Regions from separate parts of the Homo sapiens genome. Here all the other regions are linked to region 4. Evidence: chromatin loops called from intact Hi-C (ENCODE). Cell type or tissue: heart left ventricle. All regions are shown on one strand. Region 1 overlaps LOC105370952 (a long non-coding RNA gene). Region 2 has its middle 50 kb from the start of MIR7706. Region 3 overlaps AKAP13 (A-kinase anchoring protein 13). Region 4 overlaps AKAP13 (A-kinase anchoring protein 13). Region 5 overlaps AKAP13 (A-kinase anchoring protein 13).

Region 1 (5,000 bases), 260 kb after region 4:
CTCTCCTCTAATCTGCTCCCTTGCCACCTTCCCCACCTCCCCACTGGTCTAAGTCCTCTCTGTCTTCTCTGTTCTTCCAGCAAACTCCAATGTCATCTCCTCCATGAAGCCCTGGCTGCCACTCACAGAGAAGCAGGCTGAGTCCTGCACCAGGATGCCTGGCTGAGGAGCAGAGTGGCATAAAAGCATTTGCTCTTTGTTTGCAGGCCGCTGGGCCCAGGAGGCTGGGTCTGTTCAGGTAAGCTCCTTCTAATTTGCATCAACACTCATAAGGGGTAGGATGGCCCTGCAGTGTTGCTAGAAGTGATTTTTCTCTTCTGTTCGTTTCCATAAAATTTTATGGTACCTCTCATATACCATTCTGTGTTACTGGTATTTTTGTATTTGAATTGTCTTCTTATCTAGAAGGTGAGTTCTGAGAGTGCAGGGATCTTATCTTATCTTCATTCATTCATTCATTCATTCTTTCTTTCCTGCACTCACTCCATAAAGACCATTGAGATTCCACTGTGTTTGTTCAATTAAAGCTTGCTGAAAGAATACCTCAGTGAAATGCCCCCTGCCCAGGTAGCCTGTGCTCCTCCTGTATCTTCTTCATTCAATCCTCCCTGCTCTTTCATCCAGTTTACAGAATCAGACCCTCCACACACTGGCTTTTAGAGCTAGGGTCAGGTGTGGGTGGCCAAGCAGCATCTGATATGAGCAAAGGTGGCCCTGCTCTTCTCTGACCTCTTTACAGACCCCAAGTGCATTCTTTGCCAAAGCCACCCCAACCCCATTCTCTGCGAGCATTCCCTCCCCAGCTGCACCCTGCCCTCCCAACTCCTAGGATAGTCCACGTGGCCCTAGTAGTGTAGATGGAGCACATTCCAGGGCTCCCTCAGAGGGAGGACAGAAACTTGTGGAGCAGGAGGCGTCCCTTAAAGGAGGCAGGCAGAGAGGTGGGCCCTCGTCCCGGGTCAGGATCCTAGCAGGAAGCAGATACACCTTAGCTTCTACTGGGGAGTTGCCAGGAAACGATTGTGCGTCAGTCTGCACACTCCCAGTTGGTAGCTTCTGGAACATGGAGTAGAGAAACCTGGAAAAACTGAACAAGTAGAGCAATTGATTTTGTTCACACAATCGCAATAGGAAGAACACCCCAGATATGAAGATTAGAGTAATGGAAGGCAGGTTTTTTTTTTTTCAAGCAAACTTTTCATTGAATGTTAACAAGTTTTTACATACATGTGACCGCTACCACAATGAAAATACAGAACAAACATTTCCATTGCCCCCCAGAGTTCTCTTGTGCCCCATTCCATTTGACACCCCAGCCAATGGCCCAAGGCAAGCATTCATCTTCTTCTGTCATGATTATTTTTTCTACAGTTTTATATAAATTGAATTATAGGGTTTATAAGTACTCTTGATATCTGGTTCTCTCTCTTTTTTTTTTTTTTTTTGAGACAAAGTCTCGCTGTGACTCCCAGGTGGAGTGCAGTGGCATGATCTCGGCTCACTACAACCCCTGCCTCCCAGTTCAAGCGATTCTCCTGCCTCAGCCTCCTGAGTAGCTGGGATTATAGGTGCCTGCCACGACGCCCAGCTAATTTTTGTATTATTAGTAGAGACGGGGTTTCACCATGTTGGACAGGCTGGTCTCGAACTCCTGACCTCAGGTGATCCACCTGCCTTGGTCTCCCAAAGTGCTGGAATTATAGGTATGAGCCACTGCACCCAGCATGATTATGGTCTTAAAATACAGAGTGACTTATGATTTATGCCTGATTCTCTGGTGGCTGGGGAACCAAATAGTCTGAGAAAATACTTGGGTCAGTGGGAGCATTGGGATGACTGGAGGTGAGGAAGGGTTTGAGGTGTGAAACATCATTTATGGGAGGCTGTTGTTATGGAACTAGTCTCCTGCACTAGGCCCCAGCAGGCCAGACACCAGAATGGAGTCAGTTGTGCTAAGTGCAGTGTCATCAAACTGAACTTTGAAATGGGCCAGTTCCCCTAAAACATTCCATTTAATCTGCATCAACCTAAGTAATAAGGAAGTCCCCTCTGCTTTAACCCTGTAGGGAAAGTAACTTTGACATGATCAGTCCGTGTTTTGTTCTGTTTCTGCTTTCTGCCGCTCTTCTCTGCCTGCAAAGCCAACCTCCTGTGCTCAGCTCATTTTATAGGATGAGGTGTTGCTCACTTCTAGAATTGCAAATAAAAGCCAATTAGATCTTTAAGTTTGTGCTTCTGTCTTTTGACAAAGGTTCACAACTTCTCCAGCCCTCCACGAAGAAGCTGGAAGGAGCAGGGTGCACAGGCTCTTTGAAGATGCTGAGTGAGGTCCCAGGGCACCCACAGGAGCTGCCACCTCAGCTCAGGGGACACAGCTACTCTGAGCCCCTTTGCTCATGGGGGAAAGGGCGGGGGAAGCATGCTATCCCGCCCCCGCTCCCTACCCCAAAAAAGCTGCTTTGTCTTCAGAGGACCAGGAGTCCTGATTGGGCAGCCTCTGCCGGGAATGAAATGCATGTCCTTCGCACTTCCACTACCGTTCTATTTTCAGGCTGATTTATAACTAAAACGTGAAATAAGTGCTAGGAAAGCATTTAGCATTGTCTGACACTGCCTCAGCACACTCAGTTTCCTCTCTCTTCTTCATCAGAATCTCTGCCCGGCCAGGCAGCAGGCGCTGACTCTCGCACTGTCCGGTTCGAAGAGCTGTTTTCTGCAGGTACTTGCAGTAGCAGCTGGCCTGGGACCCACCCCCGGGCAAAGTCCGCTCCGGAGTCTGTCACTTCCCGGCGCGGGCCACCCAGCCCCTGGCGCCCTGGCGCTCAGCGCTCCGCGGGCGCGCCCTCTGGCGGCAAGAGCCCTGAACATTTCGCAAGCGGCGAAGGCTGGCGCGTGTTATCCTGGGCACCCACCGGACCGAATCGCTGGGCAGGGCTGCAAGGTGACTTGCTAACGCAATCAGACCAGAAAGGAGCGCGCGTCTAACTAAGCGGGGGAGGGGAGAAGCATGTTCATATTTTGTAAAATGCAAGTGGCACCTCTCCCCATTTTCCTCAAAATTTTATTCTGAAAAACTTTAGTACTTAAAAGTTCAAATGCTTTTACAGTGGACACACATTTATCTATCAGCTAGATTCTGTTATTCACATTTTACTCTATTGGTTTCATTGCATATCTGTCCATCTATTCATCCCTCTTTCCATCCTTCAAACTATCTTATTTTTTCTTTTTCTTGTTCTCTTTTTAATTTTTTTTTTTTTTTTTGAGACGGAGTCTTGCTCTGTCGCCCAGGCTGGAATGCAGTGGCGTGATCTGGGCTCACTGCAAGCTCCGCCTCCTGGGTTCACGCCATTCTCCTGCCTCAGCCTCCCGAGTAGCTGGGACTACAGGCGCCCACCACCACGCCTGGCTAATTTTTTGTATTTTAGTAGAGACAGGGTTTCACCGTGTTAGCCAGGTTGGTCTCTATCTCCTGACCTCGTGATCCGCCCGCCTCGGCCTCCCAAAATGCTGGGATTACGGTTGTGAACCACCGTGCCTGGCCCCATCTTATTTTTCAGATGCATTTCAAAAAGTAAATTGCAGACATTAGAACACTTCCCCCTAAATATCAGCCTTCAGCTTTTAAAGAAACAAATTGAAGAGATTGCTAATATTTATTTTGTTATAGTAGAATTCTTTTTTCACATGGTGTTCTTAAAACCCTTTGAAGTAGGTTTTATTTTCTTTTTCTTTTACTAAAAAAAAATTTTTTTTTGAGACGGAGTCTCGCTCTGTTGCCCCAGGCTGGAGTGCAGTGGCGGGATCTCGGCTCACTGCAACCTCTACCTCCCGGGTTCAAACGATTCTCCTGCCTCAGCCTCCCTTGTAGCTGGGACCACAGGCGCGAACCACCACGCCCAGCTAATTTTTATAATAATTTTTTATTTTTAGTAAAGATGGGGTTTCACTATGTTGGCCAGGCTGGTCTCAAACTCGTGGCCTCAAGTGATTCACCCACCTTGGCCTCCAAAGTGCTGGGATTACAGGCGTGAGCCACAGTGCCCAGCAGCTTTGTCCATTTTCTTTTCTTTCTTTCTTTTTCTCCTTTTTTTTTTTTTTTGAGACAGGGTCTCACTCTGTTGCCCAGGCTGGAGTGCAGTGGCACAATCTCAGCTCATTGCAACCCCCGCTTCCCAGGTTCAAGCAATTCTCCTGCCTCAGCCTCCCAAGTAGCTGGGATTACAGACATGTGCAACCTTGCCCGGCTAATTTTTGTATTTTTAGTAGAGACGGAGTTTCACCATGTTGGCCAGGCTGGTCTTGAACTCCTGGCTTCGAGTGATCTACTCACCTAGGCCTCCCAAAGTGCTGGAATTACAGGTGTGAGCCACTGCGCTTGGCCTGCTTTGTCCATTTTCTAATGGAGCTATTCGTGTTTTTATTATTGAGTTGTTTCAGTGTGGGTATTAGTTAGGAGATAGGGGGTTGGCTGAATTAGTTCACCATCTGAGCTATCTGGAGATAGATGGGTCACAGAACACTGTCCCTCCTCTTAAAAAATCAGATTTTTAAGACATTATACAATCTCAGGTAGGTCAAAATTCAAGTAAGGCAAATTGGAGTAGGATGCTCCAAGCCTCACTAGCCCTGTGGAGAAAGGCTCTCTGGCTGTGTAATCTTGAGTAATATTTAACTTTTGTGAGTCTCAGTTTTTGGGCCATTTTATAGGTGCATGTGCTCTTTTTTTTTTTTTTTTTTTTTTTTTTTGGGACGGAGTCTCGCTCTGTCGCCCAGGCCGGACTGCGGACTGCAGTGGCACAATCTCGGCTCACTGCAAGCTCCGCTTCCCGGGTTCACGCCATTCTCCTGCCTCAGCCTCCCGAGTAGCTGGGACTACAGGCGCCCGCCACCGCGCCCGGCTAATTTTTTGTATTTTTAGTAGAGATGGGGTTTCACCTTGTTAGCCAGGATGGTCTCGATCTCCTGACCTCATGATCCACCCGCCTCGGACTCCCAAA
Region 2 (5,000 bases), 250 kb before region 4:
CCTAAAGGAAAGGATGCTTCCTTTCTCCTGAACAAACCCCTTTAGGGCCCTATTTTCATCTTTGGAAATTTTCTAAGTATTCAGTACAGTATCATATTCCCTGCCCCCAGATTTATGTCACCTACTTATTGGATGGATAAATAAATAAGGGTTGTATAAATGCACATAAATGATTGAGCACTCCCCATAAGCTGGATACTAAGTAGATGTTTTCATCTGTCATCTCCTCTAATCCTCACACACACCTTATGAGCTGGGAATGAATAGCTCATAGTCCAAGCTCAGGAGGGGAGAGTCAATGACCCACTCATTCAAGGTCATAGTAAGTGGCATAGCTGAGATTCCAGCTCAGATCTTCAGACCCCGAGGCCAACGTGCTTTCCATTAGACCACAGTTACCGCCTTATTAAGAGCAAACCAAATGTTGGGGTGCAAGGAAAGATAGCAATTCAGTTTTTAAAAAGACAAATCCACAGCAAGCATAATGGCACCTCCACCCTACACCCAAACCCATGGTAGACGATGTTCTTTCCTGCTGCATATGAACAATCTCAGATCTTTTTCTCTAGAAGCCGGAAAGAATTAGAAGAAGCACAGAATATAAACCCACATGACTTAGCTTCACTTATCTGGAAATTTCACTTGGTGGTGTCTCACTGAGAAACAGTTCACTAAGGGCCAGGTGTGGTGGCTCATGCCCGTAATCCTAACCCTTTGGGAGGCTGAGGCGGATGGATCACCTGAGGTCAGGAGTTCCAGACCAGCCTGGACAACATGGTGAAACCCCGTCTCTACTAAAAATACAAAAATTAGGTGGGCACGGTGGCAGGTGTCTATAATCCCAGCTACTCAGGAGGCTGAGGGAGGAGAATTGCTTGAACCCAGGAGGCAGAGTTTGCAGTGAGCCGAGATCGCGCCACTGGACTCCAGCCTGGTAGAGGGAGACTCTGTCTCAAAATACGTATATATATATATATTTTTTTCTAGCATGAGAATGATGAAACTCTTCTTAAAACATTTTATTTTCTTTTTCCAAATAGTTGTTTCTAACTATAAAAGTAAAACATGTTTATTACAGAAACGTTTGGAAATTACCACAAGTATGAAGAAAAAACTTTCTTTCCCTATGGGGAAGGTAGACATTCTGTAGAACTGACAGATTCTACCTTATCTATCCTACACCAGTAATTCTCAACCAGGGGGCAATTTTGCCCCTCAAGTTGACATCTGGCAATGTCTGGAGGTATTTTGGGTTGTCATAGCTTGGGAGTGCTGCTGGCATCTTGTGGGTAGAGTCCAGGGATGCTGCCAAACAGCCTGCAGTGCACAGGACACTCGGCCTCCTGGTCAGCAAACTGTTAGGCAGCCCAAGATGTCAGCGGCACCACGGTTGAGAAACTGTTTTAGATTACAGCACACGTAAAGGAAGGATTTCTGGTTCCTTGCAGATGTTTGCTGCCTCTCTATCACATTAGTAAAATTAAGTTGAGGGAACTGAAACTGCTGGCTTTGGGTCTGTTTCTGGGTGCGCACACACGAGCTGCAGAAGTCTCACTGGTTTCAGTTATCTCTGGCTGCAGAACTTTTTTGTTTTCTTCCAGCCCAGACGACCTGAAGAAGCATAGATGCTACCCATAGATGAACGTGGCCTTTGGCTCTGCTCACACAGTTTCTCTTTAATCAAAGAAAGACCACAGTAAAGGATATTTACAAGGAAAGGGAAAGTGAAAGGGCGCGGAGAGAAGAGCAGAATCACCAAGGAAAACTCCTCCTACCATGGTCTCTGCAGCCAGCCTCCTTCTCACTGATGTCGGTGTTCTCACGATCCTTTTGCTCCTATTATTTAGTGACCTCGCCACTCTAAGTGTGGTGTCCAGTGCAGCAGAATTAGCACCACCTGGCATCTCCTTAGAAGTGCACAATCTCAGCCCTCCCCAGACCCTCGACTCAAAACTCTGCATTTTAACAAGATGCCCACGTGATTCATCGTATGCACGTTAACATTTGAGAAGCACTGCTCTGAGGTTTCCAAAAGGCAAAATAAAACTGCAGAGTGAACAGCTGCAAAACAGATGCAAAGTTAATCACGTGGGATCACATACGACTCCTCCAGGGGATTTATGACTCTCTGTGGATGGTAGCTGGTAATACAGAAAACAGAAATTTGAAGGAATATGTGGAAAAAAGTAAATGCTGTGCTGCAGCCCTTTGAGTGCCCTAAAGGGATTCACCTTGAGTTAGAGGAAATGCCGTGCCTAACCCCTGAAATAGTTTCATGTACCCTATGAGAGCTCAAGTGTTTGGTGCTTTTGTTTGGGGGGTTTGTTTGTTTTCATTAGGGAACAGAGAATTTATACTGGTGTTCCATGAAAGAAGAGAGATCTATTTGATTAGTATTTCCAACATAGCATTCCACAATACCAAAATTTGTAAGAGGAGTTGATATACGTTTTTAAATAACCTAGAAAATAAGTTAAGGCGAATGGGTCCGGTTCAACTTCAGGTCTGCTTTCAACCTACTCAAATTGGATTGATGTTGTTCATTCAACAAATATCAAGTCTCAGGATCTGTGCAAAGAAGAACTTCAAGGAAAGCAGCCACTAACAGCTGCAAACCCCTGCCATCGCTGCAGACAGCCCATGACAATCGAGGTGGGGAACAGATCTGCTGGGGAGGAGGGTAGGGCCGAGGGCGCAGCTACAGGAAGGAGCAAGGGGGAGTTCTGCACGCCCTTGTGGGTTAGGAAGCTGAGCTCACTGCAGAAATCAGCCTGGTCCTGAACCCTGGACCTGAGCTGCGTGGGGTACAGGTTCAGTCTGACTCATGCACTGGCCTGCGGAACAGACCACAACTCTGCCTGGTGAAGGTTTTCAAAGAACCATGTCAGCAAGTCCTGCTGCCTCCTCAGGCTCCGGAGCTGTGGCCCAGTTTAAGGTGAACAAGTCCCACAAGTCCCACAGGTCTGACTCCCATGACCATGTCCGGAAGCAGCCGCTAGAGGCTGCACTTGGTCCCTTCAAGGAAGAAACGAAAGGGCCTGAGCAAATTTGCAGCTGGCTTTGTTCTGCCTGGAACACTCTGTTCTTTCCTCACATCCTCCCGCCCCGCTGAGGGCTCTCTACACAGGCCTGCAGGAGATCACATGCCAGCCTGGAAGTTAGAGCACCCCGGGGCCTCTAAGTTACCAAGGGAGAGCTGGATGTGCCAAGTGGCCTCCTAAGGGACACTGCCTGGGGGCAGAAGGTTTTGGTTCTCTGATGAGAGGCAACTGTCCTCTGACTTCACTAGGATTCTGAAGCCCAGAGAACCGATTCAGAGAGAGGGCAATCGAGCGAGATGGAGACAGAATGGACCCAAATACTGTCCAAATGTTCAGTGTTCAGTGAGCCGGCTTCTGTCACAGTGAGGTACCTGAGGCGGGGACTGCTCCCCGGGAGGGTGAGTGGGAGTTGACTCTGCAGGGGGAGCTGAGTGGGGAGAAATCAATCAAGCAGAAAAGTGAAGCAGAAGTTTCTAGAGGCTTGCCCCACCTACCAGAGGAGTGTTCAGAGGTGCTTGAACTCTTAAGGTCACTGGACATTTTTAACTGGGGTGAGGACTCGGACAGATTCACAACAAGGCAAGCAGCAGAAAGTGGCTCCTGAAGTGCTTCTTGAGAAATGTGAGCCAACACATGACAATCACACACAACACCTGAGAGATGCTGGCATTGCTATAGGGAAGGGGTATGACCCACCCTTTGGGAGCACCCATTCCCCCTACCCCGCCCCGCTCTGTGTTTAGTGCTTTCTACGTTCCATTGTTAGTGATGTTCAGTGACCTCACAGCCCGGTGGGGCAAATATAAATATCCCCATTTCTCTAATGTGGAAAGTAGGACTGGAAGAGGTTAAGTAACTTGCCAGGGTCAGCTGGTAACAATGACAGAGCTATGATGCTTGTTTGTTTGATTTGGCTTGTAATCAGGTAATATAGTCATATGATTCAAAAATCAAAACCGTAGAAAGGGGGCCAGGCGCGGGGGCTCATGCCTGTAATCCCAGCACTTTGGCAGGCCAAGGTGGGCAGATCACCTGAGGTCAGGAGTTTGAGACCAGCGTGACCGACATGGTGAAACCCCATCTCCATTAAAAATACAAAAATCAGCCCGGCGTGGTGGCATGTGCCTATAATCCCAGCTACTGGGGAGGCTGAGGTAGGAGAATCTTTTGAGCCCAGGAGGTAGAGGTTGCAGTGAACCAAGATCATGCCACTGCATTCCAGCCTGGGTGACAGAGCATGACTCTGGCTCAAAAAAAAAAAAAAATCAAAACTGTAGAAAGGTATACAATACAAAGTCTCCTGTCTGCTGACCCCCGGATTGTCAGTTTCCCCCATCTGTCTCCTTGCCACAAACACAGGTAACCACCATTTGTTCCTTGTATACTTTTAGGATTTCTTTTTTGTTTGTTTGTTTGAGACAGAGTCTCTCTCTGTCGCCCAGGCTGGAGAGTAGTGGCACTATCTCAGCTCACTGCAAGCTCCACCTCCTGGGTTCACGCCATTCTTCTGCCTCAGCCTCCCAAGTAGCTGGGACTACAGGCACGTGCCACCACGCCTGGCTAATTTTTTGTACTTTTAGTAGAGACGGGGTTTCACCGTGTTAGCCAGGATGGTCTCGATCTCCCGACGTCGTGATCCGCCCGCCTCGGCCTCCCAAAGTGCTGGGATTACAGGCATGAGCCACCGCGCCCGGCCACTTTTAGCATTTCTTTATGCATATTCCAGTTAATAGAGTACAAAGTCTTATTTTTCTCCATTTTTACACAAAACATGGCATACCGTGCATACCGTTCCATGCCTTGCTTTTTTTTCTTTCAGCACATAAAGAGCTTGAGATCAACAAAATATCTTGAGATCTTTTCATTACCAGCACATAAAGAGCTTCCTCATTCTTTTCATTTTGCAGCTGCACAATATTCCATTGCATGGACATACCGTAATTTAATGGAGCAGTCTTC
Region 3 (5,000 bases), 94 kb before region 4:
AGGCAGGAGAATTGCTTGAACCCAGAAGGCAGAGGTTGCAGTGAGCCAAGATTGTGCCACTGCGCTCTAGCCTGGGCGACAGAGCGAGACTCCATCTCAAAAACAAACAAACAAAAAAATTATGAAATTTTCTTTTTTTGCAATTTTTTTTAAAGCTTATCAGCTATTATTAGTGTTAGTATATTTTATGTGTGGCGCAACACAATTCTTCTTCTTCCAGCGTGGCCCAGGGAAGCTACAAGATTGGACGACACTCTTTTAATTTTTGTGGCTTAACAAGGTGTTAATTCCTGTATAAATTTCACTGATATTTCTTCTGCTTGATGCAGGAACACTTGACAAGTTAGTTAAGGTAGATTGGTCCATAAATTTATAGGTTCTTTCATTCCCATGTCCTAGGCAAGTCTGAGCAGGCCCTGGAAAGCTGATTAAAAGGCCAGTGAGCACAGTGAGCTTAATTGTAAATTAAATGGATATTTAATACATTAAGAAGGCACTCAAGCCTTTCAATCTTTCATTTTCATCCATGCTTGCTGTTTGAATCTGATGGGCTTGAAATTGACTTTGTTCTTCTAAAAATGTTGGTTGGTTATTGCTGCCTTTCTCAAGCTTGGTTTTCAGTGTGGATTTCTGCAGATAATTTTTGCACCTAAAAGTACAAAGTCATTAAGTGAAGATAGTCAGGAAGGAAAGAGTGCCCTGAGCCAGGAGGTCTGTTATAGCGCATGGGGTGGACCAGAGAATGAATGGGCATGGGCATGGAGGTGGTTCAGTCAGTGTGGGAAAGCCACTTGCTTGTCAGTTTTCTACTGCGTTGTCCAGCAGAACACGTTGAAGCTTGGGGCCTGCAACTGGTGTGGAGATGATTGCATTTAGGAGGCTGATGTAGATTTTTTTCCCTCTAAGTGTGTGTTAACTGCCTTTTGGTGAAGTCTTGATCCGAGACATACACAACTTGATCTGTGAGGATTGTAATATCGAGATGGTTCTGTTATTTGAGTTAGGCATGGCTAGGCTACCAAGGCATTGCTTTTCAGTCCCAACAGTTGGTCATTTCAATTTCAGTGAGGCTTTTGTGATTTGTTAGAATACAAAGTTTGTTATTTTGTCTGTGTTTTTGCATGTATGAATGACACTTTATACTGTTATTTTGCTGGTTAGTATGTGCCTTCATTTACCTATTGTGAGTAAGAAACTTCCTCAGATCAAATTATAGTAAAGTCACTTGGTTCTGTTTCTCTGACTCTTAAGAGATTGAGATCACTTTATACTCAAACTCAGGGTGTTTGGTAAAGGACCTACCCTTCTGAGCATTTATAGCCTAGATGAAGTCCTGGTCCAATCACCAAGTTAAACTTTTAAGAACATGCTATTCTTAATGTTCAGGAATTCAACCCTGGAAGCCTTCTCTAAATCTTAATGAGATTTTTATGAGAATTCATTTAGTGAACATAACAATCAGGGAATCCAGCTATTAACTTTGAGGAGGGTCATGCCTTTTAGTGGTTAGAGAGGCAAGCTGTAGCCTCCCTTCTCAGAGAAGGGGAATTGAGGAAGAGAGTTCTAGTGGTCCCTTGCAATCCTCCCCTCACTTTCCAGGCTCCCTAGTAAGACTGCAAGAAGTCCCTGAGTAAACAGCATTTTGTGAGTTTGAGGGACTACGTAAAAATGTAAGTGAACATACAATGGTTTTGCTTTGATAACTGTTTTAAATATCCTGTTGGTTGTTGAAACTTCTGTGACAGTGAAGCCTTTTGTCTTTATTTTTCAATCGGAAGATCTTTCTTCCCCACTTGAAAAGATTGAGTCTGGGATCAATTCCTGACCCCGCTTCCTTCCTAAATCTCTTAGTGTATAGCATACAGCTGGGCATATGGTAATCTCGGGCACGGGATTGTACTCACAGAGCTATGCTTGACACCTAGGACTTTAGGTGGCTTATATATTTTCGGTGACAACTTTTAATTTTATTCTCATTTATTCCATTTCTGTTTCAGTGTCCTGGGTCATGAAACTTAATCCACAGCAAGCTCCCTTATATGTGAGTAAATCATGAGATTTCTTATTATTTTGTGTTTATCTGTTCTGCTTACTTGTTATAATAAGCCACACTCTCACATGATAGATCCTCAAGGAAAATTTTAACCATATGTCCATGAATATATTGGTGTAAGACACTTCAGAAATTGAGTTTGATTTAGTAAATACTAAATGGCTAATCTGTGCATGGAAATGAAAACAAATAATACCTGTAAGACTTGAGAGTTAATTTAGTCAGGGTAATAGTATGCATGTATGAAACAAATTGTCCTGCCAAACAGTACTGTAGCTTCTTATTTTTTACCTGCAGTGCATTCCTGTAAAAGTAGTGTGGAGATCCTCCTACTGCCACTGTGATTTACCTTATGTTGCCACTAGGTGGCACTATGTCATTGGCAAGAGTACTGTTTTCTTTAGGACTCATCTCCCTAAAGTGAGGGACTTCCCTCATTCAGTGGGTTGTCATTTCACTTTCTTGATGCTATCCTTTCAAGCACAAAAATTTTCAGTTTTGATAATGTTTTGTTGTTGCTTTTTTTTTTGGCATCATATCTAAGAAGAATTCTTTGCATAACCTAAAGTCACAGAGATTTATTCCTATGTTTTCATCTAGGAATTGTATAGGTTTAGTTAGCTCTTACATTTAGGTATGTAATGTGAGAGTTCATTTTTGTGTATTTTGTAAGGGAAGAGTCCAACTTTTTTCTTTTGCATGTGGATCTCCAGTTGTTCCAGCACCATTTGTTGAAAAGACTGTTCTTTCTCCCATTGAATTGTCTTGGGCATCCTTGTTGAAATTGATCAGAAGTGTGAGGAATTTTTTCTGGACTCTGAAGTCGATTCCTTTCATTTAGGTTGTTTTTGATTTCTTTCAACAGTGTTTGGTAGTTTTCACTGTATAAACTTGGTACTTCCTTGAAATTTGTTGCTTATGGTTTTATTCATTTTGATGGTATTGTTAATTTTGTTATCTTAATTGTTCAGTTCTTTTTTTTTTTTTTTTTTGGATGGAGTCTGGCTCTGTTGCCCAGGCTGGAGTGCAGTGGCGCGATCTTGGCTCACTGCGAGCTCCGCCTCCCAGGTTCACGCCAGTCTCCTGCCTCAGCCTCCCAAGTAGCTGGGACTATAGGTGCCTGCCACCACTCCTGGCTAATTTTTTGTATTTTTAGTAGAGACAGGGTTTTACCATGTTTGCCAGGGTGGTCTCGAACTCCTCACCTCGTGATCCACCCAGCTCCCAAAGTGCTGGGATTACAGGCGTGAGCCACAGCACCTGGCCAATTGTTCAGTTTTTGATTGTTCATTGCTTATATATAGAAATACTGTTGATTTTTGTGTACTGATCCCTGAAACTATAGCCTTGTGTCAGAGATGAGTTACAAACTATAATCTAACTTGTTTGGCCACAGTTTTTAAGTGGATGCCTTAGGATTTTCTCTGTACAGGATCAAGTGATCAGAGATCGTTTTCTTCCTTTCCAATCTGGATGCGTTTTATTTCTTTTTCTTGCCTAATTGCCCTGAGAAGCATGTCTGGTACAACATTGAATAGAAGTGGTGAGCGCAAACATCCTTGTCTTTTCCTGATCTTAAAGAGAAAGCATCCAAGCTTTCACCAGTAAGTATGATGTTGTTAGGTGTGGGTTTTTCACAGGAATCTTTTGTTAAATGAGGACATTCCCTTCTATTCCTAGTTTGACTATTTTTATGATGAAAACATGTTGGATTTTGTCAGGTGATCTTTCTGTGTTGAGATGGCCATGTAGGTTTTTTTCCTTTCATTAATGTGATATATTACATTGACTCAATTAAATAGTTTTTATTTATTTATGGAGATGGGGCCTTGCTCTGTCACCCAGGCTGGAGTGCAGTGACATGATCATAGCTCACAGCATCGTGGAACTCCTGGGATCAAGGGATCATCCCACCTCAACCTCCTGAGTAGCTAGGACTACAGATGTGCGCCACCATGCCTGGCTATTTATTTATGTATTTATTGAGACAAGGTCTTGCTCTGTCACCCAGCCTGGAGTGCAGTGACATGATCATAGCTCACAGCATCGTGGAACTCCTGGGATCAAGGGATCATCCCACCTCAGCCTCCTGAGTAGCTAGGACTACAGGTGTGCGCCATCATGCCTGGCTATTTATTTATGTATTTATTGAGACAAGGTCTTGCTCTGTCACCCAGGCTGGAGTGCAGTGGCGCGACCATGACTCACTGTAGCTGCGATCTCCCAGGCTCAAATGCTCTTCCCACCTCAGCCTCCTGAGTAGCTGGAACCACAGGCATGTGCACCCATGCCCAGCTATTTGTATTTATTTTTTGTAGAGACGAGATCTGACTATGCTGCCCAGGTTGGGCTCAAGTGATCCTTCCACCTCGGCCTCCCAAAGTGCTGGGATTACAGTATGAGCCATCCTGCCTGGCCTGTTTTAATTTTTAGAGATAAGGTCTTGCTGTGTTGCCAGGCTACCTTGGTTGAATTTTTAATGTTAAGGCAACCTGGCATTTCTGAGGTAAGTATCATTTGATAATGCTGCACAATCTTTTTTATATGTTGTTGGATTTGTTTTGAAAGTATTTTGAGGACTCTTGTGTCTATACATAGAGATATGTTCTATAGCTTTCTTGTGATGTCTTTGTCTGGTTTTGAGTATTAAAGGTTTTTGGTTAGGGAACAGTTGTAAATAAGTAGTTGTGTTATACAGAAGGATGGCTTCCCCAAATTTATTCACTTCTTAATCCCTAGAACCTGTGAATATTTACCTTACATGGCAAAAAGAACTTTTCATACTTGATTAAGTTGAGGATCTTAAGATGGGAGCTTATTCTGAAATATCTGAGCTTCCCGTTGTAATTACAGGAGTTCTCATGAGTGAGAGGGAGTATCAGGAGAGTCAGTGGTCAGAGATTTGAAGATGCTACACTGCTGGCTTAGAACATGGAGGAAGGAGCCC
Region 4 (5,000 bases):
TTATCAAAAGGTGAAAGAATATCTGCCATGCCACTGTTCCTGAAATTATGACCCCATAACTCGATGGTTAAGTTAGATTGGTTGGAACATATTTTGGGGATTAAAGGACACTGAACTCAGTAAGTATTTAGGGCACAGGCACATTGGCTGCACCTTGTAATGGAAAAGAGCTAGGATTTGTTTTTACTTGTATATATGAGGCAGGGTGTAAGTAGACTCTGCCCTTCTGAAGACAATGAAAAATATAGGTGGGACACAGTGGTGTAGGCCCTATAATCCCAGCACTTTGGGAGACCAAGGTAGGAGGATCCCATAGGCTCAGGTGTTGGAGAACAGCCTGGGCAACATAGTGAGACCCCGTCTCTACAAAAAATAAAACAATTAGTCAGGTGCAATGGTGCACACCTGTAGTCCTAGCTACTGAAGAGGCTGAGGCGGCAGGGTCACTTGAGCCCAGGAGTTCAAGGCTGCGGTGAGCTGTGATCACACCACTGCACTTCAGCCTGGCCTCAGAATGAGAGAGCCCACCTTAATGTTAGCAGCTCAATTGAAGATATTCACTGAGCTTTTTAAAAATCAGGTTTTTGAGACTCTTTTATTTTTATTTTTTTTAAGACGGAGTTTTGCTCTTATTGCCCAGGCTGGAGTGCAGTGGTGCTGTCTCGGCTCACTGCAACCTCCGCCTCCCGGGTACAAGCAATTCTCCTGCCTCAGCCTCCCAAGTAGCTGAGATTACAGGCATGCACCACTACGCCCAGCTAATTTTGTATTTTTAGTAGAGACAGGGTTTCTCCATGTTGAGGCTGGTCTCGAACTCCTGACCTCAGGTGATCTGCCTGCCTCAGCCTCCCAAAGTGCTGGGATTACAGGCATGAGCCACCATGCCCGGCGAGACTCAGTTTTCATCTACTTCCTAAAATAAGTTCAAAATTTAGAAAATAGATATTTCATATATCCTAATCTATTTTGAACATCCCAGTATATAGGCAGATATGAAAGGAAAGTAATATCAGAAATAAGAGGAAATTTATTTGTATTCTTTTAGATTCGCTTATCATGTGACCTTAGAAGAGCTAGAATAGAAGTGAGTTCTGTCCAACAGAATTTTTGCTCAGAGGTGTCAGTGACATCTTCTCCTACAGGCAGTTTTTTAAAAGTGTATTTCATTTCCTCCTAGAAAACAAACCTCAAGCAGATGGACAGTCTTATGCCCTTAATGATGACAGCACAGGATCCTTCCAGTGCCCCAGAGACAGATGGCCAGTTTCTTCCCTGTGCACCGGAGCCCACGGACCCTCAGCGACTTTCTTCTTCTGAAGAGACTGAGAGCACTCAGTGCTGCCCAGGGAGCCCTGTTGCACAGACTGAAAGTCCCTGTGATTTGTCAAGCATAGTTGAGGAGGAGAATACAGACCGTTCCTGTAGGAAGAAAAATAAAGGCGTGGAAAGAAAAGGGGAAGAGGTGGAGCCAGCACCTATTGTGGACTCTGGAACTGTATCTGATCAAGACAGCTGCCTTCAGAGCTTGCCTGATTGTGGAGTAAAGGGCACGGAAGGCCTTTCGTCCTGTGGAAACAGAAATGAAGAAACTGGAACAAAATCTTCTGGAATGCCCACAGACCAGGAGTCCCTGAGCAGTGGAGATGCTGTGCTTCAGAGAGACTTGGTCATGGAGCCAGGCACAGCCCAGTATTCCTCTGGAGGTGAACTGGGAGGCATTTCAACAACAAATGTCAGTACCCCAGACACTGCAGGGGAAATGGAACATGGGCTCATGAACCCAGATGCCACTGTTTGGAAGAATGTGCTTCAGGGAGGGGAAAGTACAAAGGAAAGATTTGAGAACTCTAATATTGGCACAGCTGGAGCCTCTGACGTGCACGTCACAAGTAAGCCTGTGGATAAAATCAGTGTTCCAAACTGTGCCCCTGCTGCCAGTTCCCTGGATGGTAACAAACCTGCTGAGTCTTCACTTGCATTTAGTAATGAAGAAACCTCCACTGAAAAAACAGCAGAAACGGAAACTTCACGAAGTCGTGAGGAGAGTGCTGATGCTCCAGTAGATCAGAATTCTGTGGTGATTCCAGCTGCTGCAAAAGACAAGATTTCAGATGGATTAGAACCTTATACTCTCTTAGCAGCAGGCATAGGTGAGGCAATGTCACCCTCAGATTTAGCCCTTCTTGGGCTGGAAGAAGATGTAATGCCACACCAGAACTCAGAAACAAATTCATCTCATGCTCAAAGCCAAAAGGGCAAATCCTCACCCATTTGTTCTACAACTGGAGACGATAAACTTTGTGCAGACTCTGCATGTCAACAGAACACAGTGACTTCTAGTGGCGATTTGGTTGCAAAACTGTGTGATAACATAGTTAGCGAGTCCGAAAGCACCACAGCAAGGCAACCCAGCTCACAAGATCCACCCGATGCCTCCCACTGTGAAGACCCACAGGCTCATACAGTCACCTCTGACCCTGTAAGGGATACCCAGGAACGTGCGGATTTTTGTCCTTTCAAAGTGGTGGATAACAAAGGCCAACGAAAAGATGTGAAACTAGATAAACCTTTAACAAATATGCTTGAGGTGGTTTCACATCCACATCCAGTTGTCCCTAAAATGGAGAAAGAACTGGTGCCAGACCAGGCAGTAATATCAGACAGTACTTTCTCTCTGGCAAACAGTCCAGGCAGTGAATCAGTAACCAAGGATGACGCACTTTCTTTTGTCCCCTCCCAGAAAGAAAAGGGAACAGCAACTCCTGAACTACATACAGCTACAGATTATAGAGATGGCCCAGATGGAAATTCGAATGAGCCTGATACGCGGCCACTAGAAGACAGGGCAGTAGGCCTGTCCACATCCTCCACTGCTGCAGAGCTTCAGCACGGGATGGGGAATACCAGTCTCACAGGACTTGGTGGAGAGCATGAGGGTCCCGCCCCTCCAGCAATCCCAGAAGCTCTGAATATCAAGGGGAACACTGACTCTTCCCTGCAAAGTGTGGGTAAGGCCACTTTGGCTTTAGATTCAGTTTTGACTGAAGAAGGAAAACTTCTGGTGGTTTCAGAAAGCTCTGCAGCTCAGGAACAAGATAAGGATAAAGCGGTGACCTGTTCCTCTATTAAGGAAAATGCTCTCTCTTCAGGAACTTTGCAGGAAGAGCAGAGAACACCACCTCCTGGACAAGATACTCAACAATTTCATGAAAAATCAATCTCAGCTGACTGTGCCAAGGACAAAGCACTTCAGCTAAGTAATTCACCGGGTGCATCCTCTGCCTTTCTTAAGGCAGAAACTGAACATAACAAGGAAGTGGCCCCACAAGTCTCACTGCTGACTCAAGGTGGGGCTGCCCAGAGCCTGGTGCCACCAGGAGCAAGTCTGGCCACAGAGTCAAGGCAGGAAGCCTTGGGGGCAGAGCACAACAGCTCCGCTCTGTTGCCATGTCTGTTGCCAGATGGGTCTGATGGGTCCGATGCTCTTAACTGCAGTCAGCCTTCTCCTCTGGATGTTGGAGTGAAGAACACTCAATCCCAGGGAAAAACTAGTGCCTGTGAGGTGAGTGGAGATGTGACGGTGGATGTTACAGGGGTTAATGCTCTACAAGGTATGGCTGAGCCCAGAAGAGAGAATATATCACACAACACCCAAGACATCCTGATTCCAAACGTCTTGTTGAGCCAAGAGAAGAATGCCGTTCTAGGTTTGCCAGTGGCTCTACAGGACAAAGCTGTGACTGACCCACAGGGAGTTGGAACCCCAGAGATGATACCTCTTGATTGGGAGAAAGGGAAGCTGGAGGGAGCAGACCACAGCTGTACCATGGGTGACGCTGAGGAAGCCCAAATAGACGATGAAGCACATCCTGTCCTACTGCAGCCTGTTGCCAAGGAGCTCCCCACAGACATGGAGCTCTCAGCCCATGATGATGGGGCCCCAGCTGGTGTGAGGGAAGTCATGCGAGCCCCGCCTTCAGGCAGGGAAAGGAGCACTCCCTCTCTACCTTGCATGGTCTCTGCCCAGGACGCACCTCTGCCTAAGGGGGCAGACTTGATAGAGGAGGCTGCCAGCCGTATAGTGGATGCTGTCATCGAACAAGTCAAGGCCGCTGGAGCACTGCTTACTGAGGGGGAGGCCTGTCACATGTCACTGTCCAGCCCTGAGTTGGGTCCTCTCACTAAAGGACTAGAGAGTGCTTTTACAGAAAAAGTGAGTACTTTCCCACCTGGGGAGAGCCTACCAATGGGCAGTACTCCTGAGGAAGCCACGGGGAGCCTTGCAGGATGTTTTGCTGGAAGGGAGGAGCCAGAGAAGATCATTTTACCTGTCCAGGGGCCTGAGCCAGCAGCAGGTAAGCAAAACATAATACAAAATTAACAGTCTGAGAAGCAGATTCCCTTAAGAGTCACTGTGGTGTCCTGGTAAAAATATAGGCATCTTTGTTGTTTTGAGGCCTTGCACTCATTGGGTAGGTAGCCAAGTTAATAGTCACCACCATCAGGAGGGGCACGTCATCTCAGGGTTGGACAGATTTTGCTTCCTGTATTGTAGACTTACTGCTTGGTTGCTTAAGCTTATAAACACTCCTGTCTCATTCTGGAGTGGTTGCAACTTTGCAAACCTAGAAAACAATGCCTAGATCACAGGTACTCTAAAGTGGTGAAAGAATTTAGCAGATGTTTTTATTCACATGGCTTAATCCTTTTCTCTAGTACCATAGAAAACAGTGCCAAAAAGCTGTGTTTTATCTACAAGCCTGAAACTCCCTTCCTCCCCTATCATCCTAGTCTGTATTCTGAGCAAATTTAGAGTCAGAGTGGTTTCATGAACAGCTGTAAGTATTGTTCTGAGCTGACTTCCCAACATCCAAAATGGTGGTATTAGGTCATTGGTGGTTTTTTGTTTGTTTGTTTTTGTTTTTTTTGGGCTAGGGGTGTTGTTGACGGGGAACTCCTTCCTTTTCCTGCTTGGGGAGTGGACCTCTAGTTCCATTGCC
Region 5 (5,000 bases), 130 kb after region 4:
TGCTTCTATGTTCATCTCAGACACTCAAACACTGGCCTGAGAGTTTGAATATTGCTGAAACCTTTTTACGTGATAGTGCCACTCCCTTAAAAATCATCATTGCTTAAATCTCTGTAGGGTGTTGGAACTGGTTGGGAAGAAAGGAACAGAAAGAACAGAACTTGGAAACAAATTCTGCCCATAGTGTTCTTGGTCACTTTTGCAGATCAGAATTAGTAGCTGGTTCTCCAGCAAATCTGCCACCTCCTGTGTTGCCCTTAGGTGCCTAAAATATTATAGATTTTCAATAAAACAAAAGAAAAAAAATATACTTTTTTAACTGGATTATAAGACAATAAAATCTTATCTTTAAGTTATCACAAGATGCGATAAATGGATTATGCAAAAGGATATGGAAATGTTTATAAGCAAATCCAAGGAACTTTGAACGACATTAGAGTGTGATGATTTTTTAAAAATTAAAAATTTTTTTTAATTTTGAAAAATGTTAATACAAAGTATTATACATAGGTAATTTATCACATATGTGTCCATGATTCAGAATGAACACATAGTAACATTCTGTCAGACGGCTTCAGATTGTTTCACTTTTTAAGAAACCATTATGGTTAAGTTCAGATTCCCCTTTGTTTCCCTGCCCCATGCATCTTCCTTCCTCCCCAAGGACAAGGACTGTCATGAATTCAGTGCATTCGTAGTCTGTGTTTTATAATTTATTTTCATACATAAACAACATATAATTTGTTTTTGTTTTTAACCTACATAAATACTACCATACAGTACCTCTTTTTGTAATTTGCTTTATTCTCTTCAGCATTATATATTGAGGATTCAGCACGCTGAAAAACATAGATCTACTAATCATTGACTTTGCCTTTTCATAGTCTTTTTATACTTTTTCTGTAGAAGGGAAAGAGAAATGGACTTAAAGATGATGTATTTGAAAGACTTTAGCTGAGTGGGGATTTGTGAAGAGAAAGGGTTTGAGTGGGGTGGGCTTTCAAGTCTGTGCATGGGAAGGATATGATGGATCAACTAATGGGAGAGGAAGAAACCAGAAAGGAGCATGCCAGCTGCAAGTCCTGGGCATCTCTGTGGCAGAGGAGGGGAGGTGCACCATACACCCTGAGTAAGAATAGTGCTCGTGAGGATGGGCAGAAACATGTTTTGGCTTACTAGAAAATAAATAAAGCCGTTTGCCTCGACCACTTTGTTATGCTTCTTGCTGTGGGTCCAGCAGCCTGAAACTCACTTACCCATCTGATAGAATCACAGCAGAGGGAACCTGGGGGAAAATGTGATTCCTCCTTTTTAATTTTATAGATGAGGAAACGGAGGCCTGTCAAGAAGGGACTAGGGTCATACTAGTACATACATACATGCAGAGCCAGGACCTACGTCAAATTTAGTTTGACAGCTGTTTGTCCTTTTGTGTTACTAAATTGATGTTTGACATACTGTAATCAAGGCTGTGTCAGCGCATTCATCTAATTTTAGTTTAAATAGGCATAGTAGGGCCGAGAGAGGAGCATTTGAATAGGATGCATGAGCTAGGCACTATGCTGGAGAGTCTTAATTTGAAGATTCAGCAGTGGGTGAATGGTCCCTGCCCCAGAGAGGGGATAGAGAAAAACCTAAGAGAGTCTCAATACACTGTGCCAGTGGTATTAAGGAGGAGACCTGTGAACCAAGTGGGTGTTAAAGGAAGTGTTACAAAAGGCATGGAATAGGCCTTTGAGGTCTGGGATTCTAGCAGTCTCCTTTCTGGTTTCCTTCCCTCCCCATCATCACTCCAGTCCCCCACAAATCCATGTGTCTGGGCTAAAAGAGATGTTGGCCCAAAAGAGATGTTGGCCCTTAACTGGTGAGTTGATGTAGACAGGACCTGTGATGCTTCCTGAATCAGTCTGTGAGGCATTGCCTAGTGAATGGTATCTGTGGTTGATTTCCTGAGTGAGCCCTTCCCATGAGAGTGTCTCCTCGAGTGTCCCCACAGGCCGATCTTTCATTTGTTTCTGCTTTACCTCTGGCTTCCTGGAACAGTTCTGTTATGTGACTTTATAGCAGCGCTGAGAGCTGATGGTAAGCCTTCTGAGACACAGAGGCTTGGGTTTTTACGTCAGTGGCCCTTGTAGGCCAAGGGAGTGAAAAGTAAAGGAATTGAGATAAAATGCTGTCCTTGCCAAATTGTGGTTTCTGCTTTATCTTTCAAGAAGTCTCCATTTTCTCTTAAGTCACAGTTCCCAGAGGTGCATGTGGGGGTTCCAGTGACCTTTCATGTGTGGTTCCTGTCTCAGAGAATGGGGTGCAAAAAGCCCAGCGTAGTTAAGCTTTTCAGATTTTATATTCTGTGCTTTATTACAGTCATACAAATTTTGTAACCCCTGTTAGGGGCTTTATTAATGTATTTATTTGTAATTTAGACTTACACATTGATGGCAGACACTTTCACTTTTAGTTTTGGTAGCCTCTCAGCTTCCTGTCTGAAAAGTTCCAGACTTACTAGTTTTTGTTGATTAGAAATCACATCTGTTGCTTCCTAAGGGCCAGGAAACTCACCCTTCCCATCAGATCACTTGAGTCGTTGTTCCTCTCATTAAGCTGTAATCTGTCTCCTGGTCTCCAAATAAAGACACAAACACCGAAAAAAAAAAAATCACATCTGCTCGTGTTTTTCCTCCTCCAAATAACATCACAGACCTGCTTCCTAGAAGAGGACTGCAGTGTGTAATTTCAGTCACATTCTCACATGTGAGTGACTTCACTTTGAAATTCAGAGGCCACTTGTGGCAGCAGTGGAAACTCAGAATCTGGGATCTGTTTGCTTTGTCCATGTGACCTTGGGTTTGCTTTCTTTTCAGATTGCAGTGCTTTTGTCCACAAAGGCTGCCGAGAAAGTCTAGCCTCCTGTGCAAAGGTCAAAATGAAGGTAAGACTTTCTGGCTAAAACAAGGCTTAAAATAAAAGGGTTTAAACCAGCAAAATCCTCGGGAGTTGGGAGAGTTGAGGTTGTGGTGGATTTTGTTTATTTTAATCATTTGGTACCAACTTTGAGAACAAATTATAACTAAAAAATATTTTTTCTCTTAAGCGATCAATCTTCTTCTTGAGTAACACTGGAGAATTAGACTTTCAGAAAAGAAAACGCTTTCAGAACTTCTTCACGTTCAATATACATTTCTTCGTGATTTTAATATTTCCGTATTGCTCTTAAAGTGGTTTTCTTCTTAACTACGTCTGCAGGCCTACCCTGCTGTTCATACACCTGTCTTCCTCCTTCAGGACTATCAGGGCAGCAGGTGGAGGTCAGGGGCATTGACCTGCTGGTGGGGGTGGGGAGGGTGTTATGGTTAGCCCCAGCCTGTCTGGTAGCACTTTTCTCCTCAGGTATGTAATATAGGTGGCTCTGATCACATGACGTAAGAATAGAAAGTGCCTGTTTTATGGTGGTATCTGCCCTGAGCATGTATGCTATGTAATCATGCTTTCCCAGTGGCCCTTAAAAAAAAGTGTGGGTTAAGGGCCATACCTTTTAGGTAGCCTGTGAGGTTTTCAATGTTCTAGTCGCCTGTAAGTGTCTCTTCATTCCTTGTCAAAGGAGTGCTTTCCAACTTCGTCGACACAGATGATTAATGAGCTGTGTGCTTCGTCAGTCACCAAACACAGTTATCTAGTGCCATGACCTCAACCTGGAATGTGCATCAGAATCAACTCGAGGGCTTATTGAAAGACAACTTACTGAGCCCCACTCCCAGAGTCTCAGATTCTGGGGGAGAGTCCAGGAATTTGCATTTCTAGTAAGTTCCCAGATGATGCTGATAGTCCGAGGACCTTACTTTGAGAAGCACTAAAACTAGTGTCAAAATGGCAAAGAATAGGATAGCCAGATCTTCTTTAGCCTATGGACACATATTTTGTTTGGCTCATGTAGTATTTTTAAAATGTGAGTTAGTGCAGCTCTTTCAAAATCATGTTTTATATCAGTTTGGATTCTTAAGTTCTCCTGAAAAAACTGGAAGATTTATAACCCTTGGCTCCCTGATATTTCCCTGTACCCAGCACTCCCAGTTTTTCCTTTTTTCCATAGTACTTATCACCTTCTTAGAGTCTGTATTTACCCATCTTTATTTATTATTATATAGTTTTTTATAGTCTGTATCTTCCCCCCACTAGAATATAAGCTCCAAACTCATTAAGCAGGCTGAGGGCAGGAGTTGGCTCCATCAGTGGCGCCTGAGCACCTCACAGGGAGGGAGGGATGGCTGGAGCTGAGTGGTGCTGCCTCCTTTAGACAGGATATGCCAGTTCCAGGCTGCCACTGCCTTCCCACACCCCACCCCACCCCAGCTTGCTTCTGTCATTTGTTGCCTGCCGGCACCATAGTCATTTGAGTTTGTGATCTCTGATAAGACTCAATTGTTGTGAATGTACTAGTTTATACAGAATGATCATGATAGAGACATAGCATCTCCCATATAAGAGAATATAACCTAAAAGGGGGAATTTTATTTTATTTTATTTTATTTTATTTTATTTTATTTTATTTTAGAGACAGAGTCTCACTGTGTCACCCAGGCTGGAGTGCAATGGCACAGTCTTGGCTCACTGCAACCTCCATGTCCCAGGTTCAAGCAATTCTCTTGCCTCAGCCTCCCAAGTAGCTGAGATTACAGGTGCCCGTCACCATGCCCAGCTAATTTTTATATTTTTAGTTGAGACAGGGTTTCGCCATGTTGGCTGGGCTGGTATCAAACTCCTGACCTGAGGTGATCCACCCACCTCAGCCTCCCAAAGTGCTGGGATTACAGGTGTGAGTCACCGCACCCTGCCTGGAATTTCATTTTAAATAGGAAGTAACCTATTTCTTCTAATGATTTATCTCAGATTAATCGCTTCAGTGTATAATCTCTCAAAGTATTTTTGCTACATGGCTACAACGAAAGTATTAACTAAAATTAGTATTTTACCCAATAATTTAGCACCTTATAAATGCTAGTTAC

The links. A loop is a pair of places that touch in the nucleus more often than their neighbours do. Peaks named below come from ENCODE experiments on the same cell type or tissue, not always from the same donor. Only the 100,000 strongest peaks of a DNase experiment are listed, where the experiment ranks them.
Region 1: it touches region 4 in a loop (3-fold over the local background); 11 of 110 quality-filtered maps call a loop at or near these places.
Region 2: a loop joins it to region 4, with 4 times the contacts of the local background. A loop is called at or near these places in 19 of 110 quality-filtered maps.
Region 3: a loop joins it to region 4, with 2.3 times the contacts of the local background. A loop is called at or near these places in 31 of 110 quality-filtered maps.
Region 5: a loop joins it to region 4, with 3 times the contacts of the local background. A loop is called at or near these places in 14 of 110 quality-filtered maps.

The regions. Positions count from the first base shown.
Region 1 is chr15:85,837,893-85,842,892 of GRCh38, forward strand. LOC105370952 (a long non-coding RNA gene) reads left to right here. Exons shown (of 3, transcript XR_932580.2): 2 at 81-238; 3 at 2,651-3,172. Among named protein-coding and RNA genes, the nearest start is that of MIR548AP, 15 kb to the left of the region's middle. RefSeq lists a silencer at 2,743-3,002. In heart left ventricle, CTCF peaks have their summits at 2,840 (motif pointing left) and 3,041; a DNase peak (open chromatin) is centred at 2,829; H3K4me3 peaks cover 625 bases.
Region 2 is chr15:85,328,303-85,333,302 of GRCh38, forward strand. No RefSeq gene overlaps it. Among named protein-coding and RNA genes, the nearest start is that of MIR7706, 50 kb to the right of the region's middle. RefSeq lists enhancers at 1,285-1,474, 1,535-1,864, 2,066-2,235, 2,918-2,997, 3,088-3,397. In heart left ventricle, a CTCF peak has its summit at 2,988; DNase peaks (open chromatin) are centred at 1,369 and 3,069; H3K4me3 peaks cover 1,860 bases; H3K27ac peaks cover 4,073 bases.
Region 3 is chr15:85,483,713-85,488,712 of GRCh38, forward strand. It overlaps AKAP13 (A-kinase anchoring protein 13), which reads left to right. Exons shown (of 37, transcript NM_007200.5): 2 at 1,998-2,041. The coding sequence starts at 2,009. Among named protein-coding and RNA genes, the nearest start is that of AKAP13, 110 kb to the left of the region's middle. In heart left ventricle, a CTCF peak has its summit at 2,424 (motif pointing right); no DNase peak of the experiment used is centred here.
Region 4 is chr15:85,577,753-85,582,752 of GRCh38, forward strand. It overlaps AKAP13 (A-kinase anchoring protein 13), which reads left to right. Exons shown (of 37, transcript NM_007200.5): 7 at 1,178-4,355. Among named protein-coding and RNA genes, the nearest start is that of LINC02883, 180 kb to the right of the region's middle. RefSeq lists an enhancer at 2,684-2,823 and a silencer at 3,626-3,920. In heart left ventricle, a CTCF peak has its summit at 2,324 (motif pointing left); DNase peaks (open chromatin) are centred at 1,334, 1,899, 3,369 and 3,949; H3K4me3 peaks cover 2,546 bases; H3K27ac peaks cover 4,839 bases.
Region 5 is chr15:85,705,158-85,710,157 of GRCh38, forward strand. AKAP13 (A-kinase anchoring protein 13) reads left to right here. Exons shown (of 37, transcript NM_007200.5): 18 at 2,862-2,929. Among named protein-coding and RNA genes, the nearest start is that of LINC02883, 51 kb to the right of the region's middle. RefSeq lists enhancers at 2,191-2,500, 3,473-3,602. In heart left ventricle, no CTCF peak of the experiment used is centred here; no DNase peak of the experiment used is centred here; H3K4me3 peaks cover 1,333 bases; H3K27ac peaks cover 4,507 bases.